Regions from separate parts of the Homo sapiens genome. Here region 1 is linked to region 2. A link is an interaction called in ENCODE POLR2A ChIA-PET data of the cell type or tissue named here. Cell type or tissue: OCI-LY7. All regions are shown on one strand. Each heading gives the region's core, and the rest is flanking DNA. Links, peaks and the distances in the headings are about the cores only. Region 1 has its middle 76 kb from the start of HGF. Region 2 has its middle 94 kb from the start of CACNA2D1-AS1.

The links. ChIA-PET counts read pairs that join two places held together with the same protein. Peaks named below come from ENCODE experiments on the same cell type or tissue, not always from the same donor. Only the 100,000 strongest peaks of a DNase experiment are listed, where the experiment ranks them.
Region 1: POLR2A ChIA-PET joins it to region 2 with 10 read pairs; 2 of 35 experiments call an interaction of 5 or more read pairs at or near these places.

What each region holds. Positions count from the first base shown.
Region 1 is chr7:81,843,370-81,848,766 of GRCh38, reverse strand. No RefSeq gene overlaps it. Among named protein-coding and RNA genes, the nearest start is that of HGF, 76 kb to the right of the region's middle. RefSeq lists an enhancer at 2,935-3,014. In OCI-LY7, for the core only: no CTCF peak of the experiment used is centred there; DNase peaks (open chromatin) are centred at 2,186, 2,686 and 2,956; H3K4me3 peaks cover 1,783 bases; H3K27ac peaks cover 2,664 bases.
Region 2 is chr7:81,911,986-81,917,382 of GRCh38, reverse strand. No RefSeq gene overlaps it. Among named protein-coding and RNA genes, the nearest start is that of CACNA2D1-AS1, 94 kb to the left of the region's middle. In OCI-LY7, for the core only: no CTCF peak of the experiment used is centred there; no DNase peak of the experiment used is centred there.

The DNA of each region.
Region 1 (5,397 bases), core at 195-5,194, 69 kb after region 2:
ACTGATTCCAACTGCATAGAAACTTCTATAACATAATGCACAAATGTGAGGAAATAAAAGGGGGAGAGTATGAAGTAAAGATAGACCATGCTTTCCTGGTTTCCTTCTGGTCAAAATGCTGGATATTTTTTAAAGATCAGGACCTAGGTTCTCTTCTCTTCAAACTCTGTACTTTCTTGAAAGAAAACTTCATCCAATGGCATTCATTAACCTGCTTTATTTGAAAATGACTCCGAAAATTGTATTTCCTAATTAAAAATTCTGTACTGAGCCCCAAACCCATAAAACCTACAGCTTGCTTGATGTTTCCATTTGGATAATAAAAAGTAACTCTAACTTACTATGTACAAAAATATTTCTCATCTTCTCCTTAAATGTTGTCCTCTTCTTTAAGTTTTGCGTCTCCATTACATTGCATATTTAAAACACCCTTTAAAATTCTTCCACCTCTCTCCATTTGATCTGCTAGCTCCATAAGCCAAGCTTCTATCTTCTCTTACTTGGATAGTTTGCAAATTAGCCTCCCTTGTCCATTCTTGTCTCCTCCCAATACAATCTCTTCAATAGATTGTTATTATAAATTCAAGTTTGATAATACCTCACCTCTTCTTAAAATCTGTTATTGACTTCTTCTGCTTTTAGGATAATAATTAAGAGACTTAATGTGTTCCACCAACTAACATTACATGGCCAACAAGCATGAAACGTCTCTTATCCATGTATTCAGGCATGTATCAGACTAACCCTCCCCTTGATCTCTATGTGACAACCTTACTGACTTTCTTACAACGAATAGTCCCTGAAGGCTCAGGGCCCTTGCACATGCAGTGTCCTCTGTCTTACAGCGCTTTACTCTCTCATCTTTGCTAGTAATTAGATTCTCAATTCAAATATCACTTCACTGGGAAACCCATGCCTCTCAAGGAATATAGAAAAACTCCTTCCCTATGATGTATTTTTGTTTGATGGCTTTGTCAGAATTACAATTTTATAGGCATTTCTGTTTTATTTAATTCATGTCTATTTCTTCTCATTAGACTATAAGCTCCACAATATCTGCTTATGTTCAATATTTATAGCATCAATACTTAGAGTGTGTGACACTCAGTAAGAACTCAATACATATTACCAATTATTGAATAAATGTGTTAAAATGTGGAATAATTGGAATATATGTATTTCTTCTCTCTCTCTCTCTCTCTCTCTCTCTCTCTCTCTCATATTTTCCTCCCCCTAATAGATCAGCAAAAGATTTTCATTTCCCACAGTGCACAAGTCATTCTAAGAGTCTACCTACGGGATGGTACCATAATGATGCTTAATGCTGGCCGCATATTAGAATTATTTGGGGAGCTTTTAATAAACACCCAAAGCTAGGCCCATCACAGAACAGTTAAATCAGCATTTCTCAAGGTGAGGCTCAGGCAACATTTTTTTAAAAGCTCCCTAGGTGATGCTAATGTGGAGCTAGAATTGTGAAACACGCTCTCTAATGGATGAAATCTGAATACCCGTCTGTTCATGAACCATACAAACCATTACTGTTGGCCTGGGAAATGTCTAATTCTAATTAAATAATTCTTAAATCATTCATTCATATATTCATTCAAAACATATAATAGTTTTAAATTATATATTATTACATCTTATATTTGTTACATAAATATTACATATTATGTATTGTTACGAGAAGCAAAAGTTTGTACTAGGAATTGTGAAGGATATAAAATGTAGCCAGATACTTCCAAGATTCTACTATGAACTTTCTTCCTCACTTAGCTGATATCATGGATTTAATAAGAATTTAATCCCTAGCAGATCTCTTTTAATCTCTTTGCAGATCCTCTCACTGTACCTACTACTTGAACATGCAGTAGTCTTTCCCTCTGATTGTGCAAATGTAATAACGCAGGCATGGCTTATGCAAGAAAATTCATGAACCTCTTCTATAAAATGAGTACGTCTACTCACAGACATTTTCCCCTTACTCTTAAAACTGAAAGGGAGGCTTTCTGATTGCTATAACATCTAGAGGACAGTGGTTAGAGATACTGTTGCAAAAAGAGAAGCTGCAGAACTGTTGGGGTGGGCAGGAAGAGTAGAAGTATTTTAAAAGAGACATGGTGAAATCAGGAAGCTTTTTCCTCAAAGGGCAGTTGCTGCAGGAGCAACTGAGTCATCCTCCCAGTATTGTCTGTCCTAGATGCAGTGAACAGGAAGTGAAAGTTCAGTGTTGCTTACTGTCAATTACCATCCACATAAACAGACACAGGAAGATCAAGTCATGTTACTTTAGCCTTAGTGCCCTTGAATGTTTTGATAAATTTGTTAGCTATTTACTCAACATAAATATTCAACTTACGTACCCCATGGCCAAAATTTATAATTTTCCTTTTGAATTCTTTTTAAAAAGCATTCTGTGTTGCCACACGTTTATTTATTTTATTTATCTTTTTGTATTCACCAACATCCAAGCCCCTCGCCTCGCCTCACTTTCTGCTGATGGGAGGGGAAAGTCTCATCATCCAGACCCCTCATAAAGGTATACTTGGTGCCAGGGAGTAATCCCCTTGGGTCACTAATGGATATTCACACATCTGAGAATGCTGTTAAGAAGCTTCTGAAGTGGAATGCGATTCCAGCTGTAGCAATTACATACTGCTCATATTTCCTAGTTTAGACTCTGGGGAGTTCAACAACTGCCTATTAGCAAGCTGACGATGGAAAGAAGCGCTGTAAATCTCACAAGCAATGATAAAGCCGATGCTCCTGGAAGAAGGAGGAAAGACTGAATTGCAATTAAAAAACAGAACCATGAACCTTGGCCTTTTAAAAGAACAACACCCACAGTACGTTAATGAAGGACATGAGAGGATAAACTAAACTGTAAACATTTTTTATATCTCTCTTCGGTTATCATCTCTTGGTTGCAAGTGGAGTGAAAGAGGAAGCGAAACTTCATGAATCCAAATTAGTCTGTGAGATACATCTAAGTCTCCAATACCATATCATTTTGAACTTTTTCAAAGTTTTGTTTTACATATAATTTGGTCACTTAAGACAGAAAGTTTATAACTCTTATCATATAGGTATCATTAAAGAAGATAATTTAGGACTTAACCAAATAGCTGTCCAAAGAGGAGTTGAGTTTAATTGTTATAGAAACAAACACACTAAATATCTCACATAGAAAGTTTACTAAACATCTCACAGAGACAGCAGTATATTGAGCCTCATAACAATTTAAGAGCTTTTCTTGCTGTGTCCATTTGACAGATAAGGAAACTGATGTTTAAGAAAGGTTAAGTAGTTAATAGTAATCCCATGAACACAAAATGGCAAAAAAAGAATTGGAACTCCGTTCTTTCTGATTCCAAAAGGTGTTTTAATATTACCTTATATTTCTTACTGTGAATCAAACTGGTTCTATTTGGGGAATGAGACATAAATTTAAATACCTTCCTCCCAAAAAAGTATCAAATCACAGATAGTTTAATGTAACTAGATATGTTGTGTTTTATGATGAGAATATTACATTGTGAATTGGTAACATATCTTCTTCCATTGTTTAAACATAAGATAATTAAAACTTTGATTGCAAAAATTTGCTTCCATTCTATAGGTTGCCTGTTCACTCTGATAATAGTTTCTTTTGCTCTACAGAAGCTCTTTAGTTTAATTAGATCCAATTTGTCAATTTTGGCTTTTGTCACCATTGCTTTTGATGTTTTAGTCATGAAGTCTTTGCCCATGCCTATGTCCTGAATGGTATTGCCTAGGTTTTCTTCCAGGGTTTTTATCATTTTAGGTCTTACAATTTAAGTCTTTAATCCATCTGAGTTAATTTTTGTATAAGGTGTAAGGAAGGGATCCAGTTTCAGTTTTCTGCTTATAGCTAGCCAGTTTTCACAATACCATTTATTAAATAGGGAATCCTTTCCCCATTGCTTGCTTTTGTCAGATTTGTCAAAGATCAGATGGTTGTAGATGTGTGGCATTATTCTGAGGCCTCTGTTCTGTTCCACTGGTCTATATATCTGTTTTGGTACCAGTAACATGCTGTTTTGGTTACTGTAGCCTTGTAGAATAGTTTGAAGTCAGGTACCATGAGGCCTCCAGCTTTGTTTTTTTGTTTGTTTGTTTTTGCTTAGAATTGTCTTGGCTATATGGGCTCATTTTTGTTTCATATGAAATTTAAAGTAGTTTTTTCTAATTCTGTGAAGAAAGTCAGTCGTAGCTTGATGGGGATAGCATTGAATCTATAAATTACTTTGGACAGTATGGCCATTTTCACGATATTGATTCTTCCTATCCATCTGACAAAAGGCTAATATTCAGAATCTACAAAGAACTTAAACAAATTTACAAGAAAAAAAAAACCCCATCAAAAAGTGGGCAAAGGTTATGAATGGACACTTCTCAAAAGAAGACATGTATGCAGCCAAGAAACATACGAAAAACTCATCATCACTGGACATTGGAGAAATGCAAATCAAAACCACAATGAGATACCATCTCATGCCAGTTAGAATGGCAATCATTAAAAAGTCAGGAAACAACAGATGCTGGAGAGGATGTGGAGAAATAGGAAAGCTTTTACACTGTTGGTGGGAGTGTAAATTAGTTCAATCATTGTGGAAGACAGTGTGGCGATACCTCCAGGATCTAGAACCAGAAATACCATTTGACACAGCAATCCCATTACTGAGTGTATACCTAAAGAATTATAAATCACTCTACTGTAAAGACACATGCACATGTATGTTTACTGCAGCACTTTTCACAATAGCAAAGACTTGGAACCAACCCAAATGCCCATCAATGATAGACTGGATAAAGAAAATGTGGCACATATACACCATGGAATACTATGCAGCCACAGAAAAGGATGAGTACACCATGGAATACTACGCAGTCATAAAAAAGGATGAGTTCATGTCTTTGCAGGGACATGGATGAAGCTAGAAAGCATCACTCTCAGCAAACTAACACAGCGACAGAAAACCAAACACTTCATGTTGTCACTCATAAGTGGGAATTGAACAATGAGAACACATGGACAGAGGGAGGGGAACACCACTCACTGGGGCCTGTTGTGGGGTGAGGGGCTGGGGACGATAGCATTAGGGGAAATACCTAATATAGATGACGAGTTGACGGGTGCAGAAAACCACCATGGCTCGTGTGTACCTATGTAACAAACCTGCAGGTTTTGTACATGTATCACAGAACTTAAAGTATAATTTTTTTAAAATGTGAATACGATGGAAGTTCCCTCACCGTATCCCAAGTAGACTGATTGAATGGCTACAATGATTAATGACTGATGGAAAATATACCTTATGTGGGATGAAGGGAAGGAAGCTTGATATTTAGGCAGAAGAAAAGGCATAGGGA
Region 2 (5,397 bases), core at 204-5,203:
AAAATAGAAATAAGCCCCAGCACATAACTCACACATCATACAAAACTTGAATCATAGACCAAAATGTAAAACATAAAACTATAAAATATGTAAGAATTAATAGGAGAAAATCTTCATGACTTTTGCAATCAGTTTTTAGAGACAGCACCAACAGCAACATCCATGAAAGAAAATAAAGTAGATATCAATAGAAATTTAAAAATCAATCTATGAAAGATATTGCTAAGAGAATTAAAAAACAAACCACATACATATACACCATTGAATACTATGCAGCCACAAAAATAAATGAGATCATGTCCATTGCAGAGACATGGATGAAGCTGGAAGCCATCATCTTCAACAAACTAACAGAGGAACAGAAAACCAAATACCGCATGTTCTCACTCATAAGTGGGAGTTGAACAATGAGAACACATGGACACAGAGAGGGGAACAACACACACTGGGGCCTGTTGGTGTAGGGGCGAGGGGAGGGAGAGCATCAGGACAAATAGCTTATGCATGCGGGGCTTAAAACCTGGGTGATGGGTTGATAGGTGCAGCAAACCACCACGGCACACGTATACTTATGTAACAAATGTGCATGTTCTGCACATGTATCCCAGAACTTAAATAAAAATAAAAAAATTAAAAAAAGACAAACCACAGACTGGGAGAAAATATTTTCAAATCATGTATCTGATAAAGAACTTGATCTAGAATATGTAAAAATTCTTAAAATTCAATCAGAAGAAAATAACCCAATAAAACATTGACAAAATATCTAAACAGAACTTCAAAAACATAGATGGAAAATACATGGAGTGATATTCAATGCCATTTGTAATTGGGGAAATGCAAATTAAAATAATAATTGGAGGCCAGGCGCAGTGGCTCACACCTGTAATTCTAGCTCTTCAGGAGGCCGAGGCAAGCGGATCACCTGAGGTCAGGACTTTGAGACCAGCCTGGCCAACATGATGAAACCCTGTCTCTGCTAAAAATACAAAAATTAGCATGGCGTGGTGGTGCATGCCTGTAACCCCAGCTACTTGGGAGGCTGAGACAGGGCAGTTGCTTGAAGCCAGGAGATAGAGGTTGCAGTAAGCAGAGATTGCGCCACTGCCCTCCAGCCTGGGCAACAGAGGGAGACTCTGTCTCAAAAACAAAAACACAAACACGATAATGAGATGCCACTAAACATCCATTAAAATAACTAAAATCTAAATAACAGACAATACCAAATGCAGACAAGGATATAGAACATTTATCGCTTACAGGAATTCAAAGTGATTCATGCACTTTGGGTGGCAGTTTGGCCATTTTTGTGTTTTTTTTATTTTGTTGTTGTTAAATATGGACTTGCCATATGGCCCAGCAATTATACTTGTAAGTATTCCTCCAGGTAACTTGAAAACTTATGTTCACATATAAAAACTTTTATAGCAGTTTTATTCATAATCACTAAAACTAGAAGTGACCAAGATGTCCTCTGACAAAAGAATGGAGAAACAAATAATGCAATAATACTCAACAATAAGAAGGAATGAGCTATTGTTTCATACAACATGGATAAATGTTAAATGCATTTTGCTAAGTAAAAGAAGCCAGACAGAAAAAAGCTACCTACTATATGATTACATTAATATGATCTTCTGAAAAAGGCAATGCAATCAAGATAGAAAACAAATCAGTAGTTGCTAGTGGTTGATTGAATGGGGTGGGGGATTGAACATGAAAAAGACACACAGGGAAACTGTTCTATATAGCACTGAGTTGTGGATTCAAGGCTCTGCAGATTTGTCAAAACCCATAGAACTTGCCAGGCATAATGGTGTATGCCTGTACTCCAAGTTACTCAGGAGGCTGAGGCAGGTGTTATTGCTTGAACCCAGGAATTCAAGTCCAGCTTGGGCAACATAGCAAGAAAGACCCTCTCTCTGAAAAGTTAATATGAATAAAAATTTAAAAAATTTAAATGCCATAGAATTACACCCCTCAAATGGTTAAATTTAACATATGTAAACGTAGAAACATAAATTTTAAAACAATTAACCAAAATATTGAGATACTCCAGAACTGAATGAAGATAATTCTATCACAAGTATTTAAAAATACTTAGTCACCCTAAACGGGAGGTGGGGAGAAACTGACTTAATTACCCTTGGAAAATTATGTTTGACTCTAAACTATAACATTAAAGACAAAAATGAACTTTTAAAGAAATACATATGAAAAGTGGTGGGTGGTTTCTTACTGATGAAGAGGGAAGTTACAGATAATCAAGAGCAGAAAGCTATAATAAATCTTTTGGCACTTGATTGAAGTCAGAGATATTAATACAAATTCATGTTTACCAGGATTATAACACACACATACATGTAAAAACTATAGAGAATACTATAGACCAATACGTTTATGAACACAGACACGAATTCCTTAACAAAAATCTGGCACAACAAACCTTGCATTACAAAAAAGGGATAATACCTCATGATTAAGTAGAGTTTATTACAGGAATTCAAGGGTGGTTTTATATTCAGGAATCAACAAATGTAAACAACTATATTAACAAATTAGAAAAGGGTGATATCAACCAGATGACAGAATAAGAGGTCCCCTGTTTATATATCTCCACAGCACCAATAATCCACAGCCATGAGAAGGGATACCCACTCCCTCCCAAGTGGCAGGCTCACCAACCATAGTTTCAGAGACCCAGTCACACCTACTGTGATTCCCACCTAAAGGCCCTGTAACTCAGGCCCAACTGAAATGGCCCTAAAACTCAGCTATATCCCCTCTTAGCTGTGGTCTGAGAGCAGTCCTGTCCACTTACAGGCCCAGAAGGAGACATGCCCATCTGTGCCCCAAGAGACAGGCCTGCAGACCTGGGTGACAGTCTAGTCCACCAAGGAACCACATAGGACCCATATCTACTTCAACCCCTGGTGACAAGCACCAACCACAGACCCCGCTGCAGACTCAGCAGCAGCCACTTGGCCTGGATCCCACCCCCACTCAACTGTGATCCCAGAGGCAATCCTATCAGCCTGGGGACCCACCAGGAGAAGGCTTTTACCTGCCAAAATCAGTCATAAATACTACAAAGAAATGTTTTACTCCATGTAAACATACACAAATGCAAGACTGCATGAGTAGCAAAGAATCAGGCAAACAAGCCAAAGGAATTAATAAAATTCTAGCATCAGAACTCCAAATAAAGGGAGACTCATAAATTGCTTGAAAAAGAATTAAAAATGATCATCCTTAAGGAAGCTCAGTGAGATTTAAGAATACACAGACAACTAAATTACATTAGTAAAGGAATGTATAAACAAAATGAGAAGCTTAAGAAATATAAACTGCTTAAACCATAAAAAAGAACAAATAGAAATTCTAGAGCTAAAGAATACAAGGACAAATCTAAATATTCAATAGAGAGCTTTAATAGAAAATTTGATCATGAAGAAGAAAAAAATAGCAAACTTAAAGACAGGCCACCATTTGAAATTAGCCAGTCAGAGAAAGAAAAAGAAATTAAAAAGAGAGAAGAAAGCATAAGAAACCTATGGAATACCATCAGGACTTCATATATATGAATTATGAAAGCACCAGAAGAGGAAAAGAAAAGGAAATAGCAGAAAGTTTAAAGAAATACTGACTGAAAAGTTCTCAAGTCTTGAGAAGGAATAAACATGCAGATTCATGAATAAAACGTAATAACTGTAAGATGTGTTGTATAAGCCCTATGGTAACACAAAGAAAAAAACCTCTGGCAGATCTACAAAAAATAAAGAAAAAGAAATTAAAGCATACCACTATAAAAATCAACAAATCACAAAGGAAGATGAGAGGAAGGACCAAACATATTACAAAACAATCAAAAAGAATGAAAAAATTGCAATAGTTAAGTCCTTAACTATTAATAATTACTTCACATGTAAATGGATTAAATTCTCCAATCAAAAGAGAGAGTAGATGAATAAATTGAAAAAGAAGTCCAAAAATATGTTGCCTACAAGAGACTCACTTTAGCCCTAGGGTCACGTAGGCTGAAAGGGAAGGGATGAAAAATATATTCCATAAAAACAGTAAACAAAACAAGGGTTGGCTATACTTTTATTAGAAAAAATAGACTTTCAGACAAAGTCTGTCATAAGAGACAAATAAGGTCACTATATAATAAAGGATCAATTCATCAAGATAACATAAAAGTTTAAGTGTATATATATATATATCTCCACTTGGCCTTGGTCCTGCTTGGTAGCAGGGACCATCCACCAAGGGACCCAGGAGTCACACCTACTGTGATTCCCACCTAAAGTCCCTGTAACTCAGGGCCTAAATACTTTAAATATGTATTTCATCCAACAGTGAAATACTTAATGTTTTAAGGCAAATGTTAACAGAAATGGAGGGACAAATAGGCAGCAATGTAATAATAGCAGGAAACTTCAATATCCCCCTTTCAACAGTGGGTAGTTTGCCTAAACCGAAAATCAATTAGAAGACAGCAACTTGAATAACACTGTAGACCAAACAGATCTAACTGACATATGTAAAACGTTTCACTCAACATCAGCAGAATACACATTCTTCTCAAGCACATATGGAACATTATCCAGGATAGATTATATATTGGGCCATAAAACAAGTCTTAACAAATTTTAAAAGATTCAAATCATACCAAGTGACTTTTCTGAGCACAATGGCATAAAATTAGAAATAATAATACAAGGAATCTTGAAAAATTCACAAATATGTAGAAATTAAATAACACTTCTGAATAATCAATAGGTCAAAGAAATCAAAAGGCAAATCAAAAAGTATCTTTAGACAAAATTGGAAAGACAACATACCAAAATTTAAGATATGTTGCAAAGCAGTTCTAAGAAGGAAGTTTATAGTGATAAGACCTACATTAAGAAAAAATGGTCTAAAATTCTCCTTTTTGTTGTTGTGTCTCTGCCAGGCTTTGGTATCAGGATGATGTTGGCCTCATAAAATGAGTTAGTGAGGATTCCCTCTTTTTCTGTTGATTGGAATAGTTTCAGAAGGAATGATACCAGCTCCTCCTTGTACCTCTGGTAGAATTCGGCTGTGAATCCATCTGGTCCTGGACTTTTTTTTGGTTGGTAAGCTATTAATTATTGCCCCAATTTCAGAGCCTGTTATTGGTCTATTCAGAGATTCAACTTCTTCCTGGTTTAGTCTTGAGAGGGTGTATGTGTCCAGGAATTTATCCATTTCTTCTAGATTTTCTAGTTTATTAGCGTAGAGATGTTTATAGTATTCTCTCATGGTAGTTTGTATTTCTGTGGGATCGGTGGTGATATCCCCTTTATCATTTTTATTGTGTCTATTTGATTCTTCTCTCTTTTCTTCTTTATTAGTCTTGCTAGCGGTCTATCA